Linked DNA regions of Homo sapiens: all the other regions are linked to region 2. Evidence: chromatin loops called from intact Hi-C (ENCODE). Cell type or tissue: heart left ventricle. All regions are shown on one strand. Region 1 has its middle 45 kb from the start of CCBE1. Region 2 overlaps CCBE1 (collagen and calcium binding EGF domains 1). Region 3 overlaps CCBE1 (collagen and calcium binding EGF domains 1).

Region 1 (2,500 bases), 270 kb before region 2:
TAAATATAATTCCCAGGAGCTCCTCAGAGGCAACAACTTTAATTACAGAGAGATAAGGAAGGAAAGGAACCTCAGAGACCCAGCTCTGTTCTCCTCATGGAATAATCACCACCAACTGCAGAAGTCCAAGGAAAATCCCCAGGATTACACCAGAGATGTGTAAAAAGAGTTAATATATAATACAAAGGGTTAAAGCAGCCTTCATTCATATTTTCCAAATGAGGAAATATGTGGTTAAGAAGTAGTTCAAGCTGTTCAAGGAATCCAAATCTACGAGAACCCAGAGTGAAGAAATACAGAATATTCCTTTAAGATAGAGTAAACTATGACGAGGAATGAAAATCTAGTAAACGCTCATGATAACAGAATTATGGTGTTCTGGAATATTAAGCCAATGGTCCAGGAATTCTAATCTCCCTCCTGTGTGATTACTTGCAATCCTCTTCCATAAGAGTGGACATAAATAGCACATAAACAGAGTATCTGAGGAATGGAGAGGCAGATGAGAAAAGAAAACTTATGGTGAGGTCCTTCCCAATGGCACAGAGACATGCTTTATCATCTTCTATGTGAGAGTGGAGGGTAAAGTGAGGTGTGGGGGTATTGATTTTACATCATCCCTAATGCAGTCTGCACAGGACCTGGGACGGCCTTGACAGAGGTGAGAGGGTGGGAAAATGACAACCTTTTAGCTCCCATTTAGTGTCCCAGTGGAAAGTGGCTCCCAGAGGTCTCCTAAGGAGGTTGTCTTTGAGAGGACAGCTCTCATCCACTCCAGCTCTTCCCAACTAAAGCCACAGAGAATCTTTCAGCTTGCTCCTATTCCCCATCTCCAGAAGGAAAAGAAATGCAAGATCTCCTAGCTGAGATTAGGACATAGACAGTCATGCAGAGATGGATTCAGAGTGAATAAAATCCCATCAAATTTTTCTCTGTCTCAAGACTTTTCTCCTCCCATGAGCTAGCAGGGCAATTTTACAATGTCATGACTACAACCACATGGCATTTGATACTCCAGAAGGGAAGCAGTGGGGAAGATGGAGCATGGAAGTCAAGAGTTCAGCCAAGACATTCAAAAGTGAGAAATACTTCCCGGCTGCCCTGAACCTCTTTGAGGAGCCAGTGGCTATCAACACCTTGGGAAGTTCTAGCAGCTTCCACACAAGAGGCCCCAGCAAAAATTCCCTCAGTAAATCAAGGGCCAGTCAACAGTCACTTAGAGAGCACTTGTTCCGTGTCACTGGGCTAGGCCACGTCACTGCTCAGAAGCCTGTAGAATACACAGCTATGAAAAATGACATCTCAAGGCTGTAAGTGTTAAGTGGCAAAGGGCTAATACAGAGGTCTGTGTATTTTCAGAGCAGGAGACAACCAATGAGAGACTCTTGAGTTCCTATCCTTCAATTTCAGGCTAAGTGGGTGCTCCAGTGATCTCTTTGGCCTTGTCCCAAAGGCTTAAGATAGAGATGCAAACCCGGTCTACATTATGTAAACCAGGATTGTGTGCTCACTGCAAAACCGGTCATGCAAAGTCTATAGCAGTAGATGTAGGCAGTGTTCTGAACATGGCAGTGATTAATTGGAGGAGAGGGGAGGCAGCCGAGAAAGGACGTTTTCTTTACTGATTCTTCTTTTTAAAAATATTTATTTATTTATTTATTTATTTAGAGACAGGTTGTCACTCTGTCGCCCAGGCTGGAGTGCAGTGACATGATCATAGTTCACTGCAGCCTCAAACTCCTGGGCTCAAGGGATCCTCTTATCTCAACCTCCAGAGTAGCTGGGACCACAGGTGTGCACAACCACACTCAGCTAATTTATTTATTTATTCTGTAGGGATGGGGGTCTCACTATGTTGCCCAAGCTGGTCTCAAACTCCTGGCCTCAAGCAGTCCTCCTGCCTCAATCTCCCCAAGTGGAAGGATTATAGGTGTGACCCACCTATAATATAAAGGTGAGCCCAGCCTTTATTAATTCCTAAAGACCACCTGCCTTTTCTATGAACCTATTGTGGTTATTAGGATCATAGAACTAAGTTAGCAATGAAAAAGACAATGGTAACTTATTGAGCACCTAACTGTCTGCCCAACTTCAGTGGCTAAGATGAGAGAAAAAATATAGGTATTTGAGGAAATTTTATAGTCTAACTTGGAACTTACAATCTAGTTTGAAACATTAGATGAACATACAAAAGAACTTGATAGTTGCAGGGGAAGGGGGAGTGTATGATGTAGTGTTTGAGGCTGAAGAAGTGAGTGGGTTAGGGAGTAAGACATGCTGAGAAGAGGGGCTTGGGTTAGACACACAAGATTGGGTCATATTTGGGATCTGGCTGCCTGACAAGGTCAAAGTTAAGGAATTTTTGTGTGTGGTGCATAGAGCAATCGACCTAAAAGAATAGATGTTTTGATATTGAGAAGTAATTGCAAAAAGAGATGGCAGGACTGTAGTTAGGAAGGTGGGTTTAAAGTCAGATTTGGATCCTAATTCTATTTCCTTG
Region 2 (2,500 bases):
ATGCCACCATGCCCGGCTTGCAGCTGCTATTGAAACAGTCTGCTAGTGGGATGGAAGAGAAAGGCTGATATTAGGCTTTCATGAATAGGAAGCCCAGGAAGCAAACCAGAAAAAGGCAGATATCCTTTCTTCCTCTTCCAGCCTCCCTGTCTGTATCTGTCTGTGTCTCTATGTGTGTCACTGTCAGAAATGAAGAGGCTGGCAACTGACACAGGAATAATGTGGTCTCCAGAGCCCAAGTCACAAAGTAGCCCATGGAAGAAGAAGGTGGGTGTTTGAAGCTAAGAGGGAAAGCTCAGTAACTGGCACCCCAAAAATATACAAGGTAATTCTTTTAATTCCAAAGAAGACAAAAAGGTCTTCAAGAAGGTACAAGTAATTCAAGCATACTTCCAGGCTCAGCAAAGAATAGCTTTTATGTTGTCATTATGGTGCAAATACTAACAATTACCGCACCAAAATATCATCATAACTGTATTGGCCAGATGGAGGGAATATGAAGTTATGGGTGTGACTGCAGGGCACAGGAGGCCGTGAAAAAGTTAAATGCATCTCTTCTGTTACTGGAAGTCAATAGAGAGGATTTAAAATAAAAATAAAGCAATGCAAGTCAGCTATTTAGAGATGCAGAAGTGAGTATAGAAAGAATCAGAAGAGTTGAGAGCGGTTCCTCAGGGAAGCAGAAATGGTAGGAGAGACAGGGAACTGCCTTGTTAGGCACCATGATCAACTCAAACACTTCGACAGCCTCTCTGCCTCCTTCTTCCCCTTCCCAGCTGCTGCGGAATGGTGGCAACAGCCAACAGGGAAGCTCAGAGCCAGTCATGCCAGGATCACGCTCTCCAACAAAAAGAGCACAGAACCTTGGCTGCCTAGAGGCGATGCCAAGTGGGGGAAACGTGTAGCCAGAGACAGTTTGCAGGGTTGGTCAGAACACCATGCAGGCAAAGCAGGCCTGAAATCACAATCATGGGAAGGAGTATTTTACAAGGGCAGCTTTCCAGGTCATCGTGAGAGTGGCACAATACTTGTCACACAAACCCTCCCTGCATCAGGAGCTGACAGCCCACCCGTTCACCTTCATATGTGGTGGAGCAAAGCCAGACTCGCTCTGTGTCCAAGTATAGTTTATCTGTCAGCACCTGGAAGAGATAGTGCAAGGATTAATGAGGTGCTGGCTCCGGTCCGGGAGTCAGTGTTGTGCCTGAGCTACTGAATTAGAGCCAAAGTCCCTTCAGAGGCTCATTACATATCAGTTCATAGGAACTGAGAGGAGCAGATGCCCTAATTCTTTATGAGTAGCAGTGTATCCACCTCAGTTTGTACAGGCTGAGAGCTGGAAAGAGACCTCTAGCCATTCAAACTCACCCAACCCCTTCTCAGCATGAGAGATCAACCCCCCAGGATGCACACTTATACAGTATACACACATAAGCATCGGCCCTCTTATAAGTCATGCACATTTCTATTACAAAGTGATATGGTTTGGCTGTGTCCCCACCCAAATCTCATCTTGAATTGTAGCTCCCTTAATTCCCTCGTGTCATGGGAGGGACCTGGTGGGATGTAATTGAATCATGGGGTGGGTCTTTCCCATGGTGTTCTCATGACAGTGAATAAGTCTCACGAGATCTGATGGGGAGTTCCCTTGCACACACACTCTTGCCTGATACCATGTAAGAAGCAGCTTTGCTCCTCATTCACCTTCAGCCATGATTGTGATGCCTCCCCAGCTATGTGGAACTGTGAGCCAGTTAAACCTCTTTCCTTTATAAATTACCCAGTCTCAGGTATGTCTGTATCAGCAGCATAAGACTAGACATGTATACACAAAGCCCCCTTCCTACCTCTCTGAGCCTGCCTGACTTCCAGCCCTTCCTCCCACATGATGACACCAGTGCCTGTCACCCCAGCTGGCCTTTGTTTAGTATTCTGCTGGGTGGAGTCACCTGCCTCTACAGCAGTTGATGAACAAGACAAAACAGCACCCCCAACCCCGAGGGAATCCGCAGAGGCTGGCCCTCTTAAGAGTCTTTTCTCTCTGGATAGTGACAAAGACCAAAGGATGACAAGGTGACCTAGGGGAAAAATCACGAGTGATGTGATGCCATGTAAGTTACCCATTGCAGTACTCTTAGAAGGTGACCCACAGCCCTAAAGAGTTCCTGTCCCTCCAAGTATATCTGTCCACACTTCACACGTGCCCTTGAGCAGAGCCCAGCCCAGAAAGTCCTTTCCAGGCCAGGGCCAGGTTACTCCGCCTCCTCCTGTAGTTGATGTGAGCTCTCACTTTGCTTTTTCAGATTACGACGTTTGTGCCGAGGCTCCCTGTGAACAGCAGTGCACGGACAACTTTGGCCGAGTGCTGTGTACTTGTTATCCGGGATACCGATATGACCGGGAGAGACACCGGAAGCGGGAGAAGCCATACTGTCTGGGTGTGTTGGGAATGTGCTTGTTTCCAGCTTCTGAACATGTGCCTTGTTCAGATGGTTCTGTC
Region 3 (2,500 bases), 44 kb before region 2:
AACTGCTGCTCAAAGATAGACTCAAAATATCGTGCGTTTCAGGTCTCAGAAACTTGGAACATAGTAACTCTGAGAAGACATGAGCAGAGGAGAATCTCAACCCAGATTTGGAAATGATACCATTTATGGACACATTGCAGCTGAAGGCCATGCTTAGGAGAAGTGGCCCCCCTCCTGGGTGTAGAGACAGTGCTTAGTACATGCCTGGCACATAGTAGGCATTTAATAAATAGATGCTATTTTTAAGACTCATTGTGTTTATGCCTGAACAATTGCTCTTCAAATAAAACATGACTGTTATTTGTGTAGCTACAATGCCAGCTAGCAAACTTTACAGACAGATGTGTGGCTCAGCGCAAAGAACGTGTAGGTTGCAACCGTGTACATTTTCTACTCTGGGCCTCATTCTAGTTCTCCTCTTTCTTCCTACCCTTCTTGTTGTTGCACCTCTGCACTTCTTACTTCTGTTCCCTTGTGTTTTATGTATTACTTTACATATCCTTATATCATCTTTGGAGATAGCTAAACATGCATAAATTTAAAAAGTAAAATAAACATCAGAGCTTCCTGCTTCTCAGCTTTGCAAACATAAAAGTAAAACCATGTGTGTCGGAACCTGGCCCCTTGGGTTATTGTAATTCTAGGCGTAAAGTGAGCTAGGATCAGGAAACTCAGAAATCGGAATTATAGAGGTTTATTGATGACCACTGAAAAACCTAAGGAATTGTGGCCAAAAAAAAACTTAAAATGTGTCTGCTGAAACTGATGACTTCTCCTTGATGTTTTAGTGATTGGAAAGGCATTCTGTGTCGTGGCAAAGGGTACTCTGGGGCAAGGATGAAGTGTTTGCTCTTTAAAGTCAGCAGATGCCGCTTAGATTAGAATTGTAGCCTCCTTTTTTTTTTTTTTTTCAAGGAAAGGAAAGAAAAAAAAAAAAACAGGAGAGCATGCCTAAATTCCCCAAAGGAAGTCTGTATTCCATAGAAAACAAACACCCCGCCAGCAGCTACCCTCACACGCACAGGGCTCCAACCTCGGAGTCTGGGCCAGCCGAAAATGTCAGGGTGGCTTTCCAAGTCAGACTAGCTTGTGAGATTGCTGGTGTTGGCTGCATGGAAGGCTGAACTGCAGGAAAACAAAGTGCCAGATTAAAGCAGAGTGACAGCCGCTCTCAAAATGACTCACTGGGAGGGCCACGTGCGGATGGAGGAGCCGTGTCAGGGGCGCTACCAAGAGTCCAGGCATGGCAGTCAGCACTTATTAAACGCCACTGATTTAGCATCAGTGTATTGGATACGGTAAAAGATTCAGGTCCAGCATCTTTGAGCCTCAATTTTCGTATCGGTAATATGGGATCCGTAACTGTTTGGGATGAGGCTTTGTAATCTAAATGTTGCTATGTAAAAGATGCAGAATTGGTCCCTCCCTTGAAGGGCTTATGAACTGACTTTACAAATTTGCGATAGGCATATGGTGTGGTGTATATGAGGGTTCATTGGAAAGGATAGTAAAGCCACGGCCCCATGCAAGATGGTGATGATACTGCTGTTCTCGTTGTGGCTACTGGGGTCCCTGCAGGCTGAACTGCATATCAGCAGAGCTGTGCAAGTCCCCTGTTCCTCCAGTAGCTAGCCCGTGATGGCCCAAGTGTGGCATAGGGGGTCTTCTCTCCCCCTGCTTCCTGGGAGACAGCCGGGCATAACAGAAGGAGCACAGGCTTGGAGCCAGTCAGACATGAGTCTGAACTCCAGCACTGAGCCCCCATTTCCATGTCTCTAATATGAGGTACAAAGCACTACTTGAGATAAGCCCTCTAATGTTACCATTGCCAGGCCCGTCCCCGTTTTCTCTAAAGTGTAGCCATTGCTAATTTTCAGGATAGCCAGAAGCTATCTTCTCTGTCACCTCGAGATTCATGGGCTATCTCTGCCACCAAAAGTTCCCACCCAGCAGATCACCCCTGTCTTCCTTGATGGAACTAGGAGCTGGCCACCTGTCCTGCCACCTGCCTCCAGACTTACCTGACTGTGGTGTCGGAAGTTCCACACTGAAGTTAGGCCTGAGCAGCCTGAGAAATTGCCACAAAGGAAGTATACAGTTGAAAAGCGTCCTTTCCTGGACAGCCAGACAAGAGAGACACCTCAGTACCTGGACTTGTCCCTCCTTTGGGGCCTGGATTACTTTCCCGCTAATTCTTCCCAACACCTGCACCTGTGCCCTTTCTTGAATTTTTTTGTTTTGTTTTGTTTTTTTGAGACAGTCTCTCTGTCACCCAGGTTAGAGTGCAGTGGCACAATCTCCGCTCACTACAATCTCTGCTTCCCCGGTTCAAGCGATTCTCATGCCTCAGCCTCCCGAGTAGCTGGGACTACAGGTGCCTGCCACCACACCCAGCTAATTTTTGTATTTTTAGTGGAGATGGGGTTTTGCCATGTTGGCTGGGCTGGTCTCGAGCTCCTGACCTCAAGTGATCCACCCGCCTCCCAAAGTGCTGGGATTA

The links. Hi-C counts contacts between places; a loop is a spot of excess contacts. Peaks named below come from ENCODE experiments on the same cell type or tissue, not always from the same donor. Only the 100,000 strongest peaks of a DNase experiment are listed, where the experiment ranks them.
Region 1: a loop joins it to region 2, with 14 times the contacts of the local background. A loop is called at or near these places in 2 of 110 quality-filtered maps.
Region 3: it touches region 2 in a loop (2.7-fold over the local background); 20 of 110 quality-filtered maps call a loop at or near these places.

The regions. Positions count from the first base shown.
Region 1 is chr18:59,741,533-59,744,032 of GRCh38, reverse strand. No RefSeq gene overlaps it. Among named protein-coding and RNA genes, the nearest start is that of CCBE1, 45 kb to the right of the region's middle. In heart left ventricle, no CTCF peak of the experiment used is centred here; no DNase peak of the experiment used is centred here.
Region 2 is chr18:59,469,411-59,471,910 of GRCh38, reverse strand. It overlaps CCBE1 (collagen and calcium binding EGF domains 1), which reads left to right. Exons shown (of 11, transcript NM_133459.4): 4 at 2,304-2,438. Among named protein-coding and RNA genes, the nearest start is that of LMAN1, 110 kb to the right of the region's middle. In heart left ventricle, no CTCF peak of the experiment used is centred here; DNase peaks (open chromatin) are centred at 1,150 and 2,339; H3K27ac peaks cover 2,394 bases.
Region 3 is chr18:59,513,057-59,515,556 of GRCh38, reverse strand. All of the region lies in intron 2 of CCBE1 (collagen and calcium binding EGF domains 1), which reads left to right. Among named protein-coding and RNA genes, the nearest start is that of LMAN1, 160 kb to the right of the region's middle. In heart left ventricle, no CTCF peak of the experiment used is centred here; a DNase peak (open chromatin) is centred at 1,066; H3K27ac peaks cover 1,478 bases.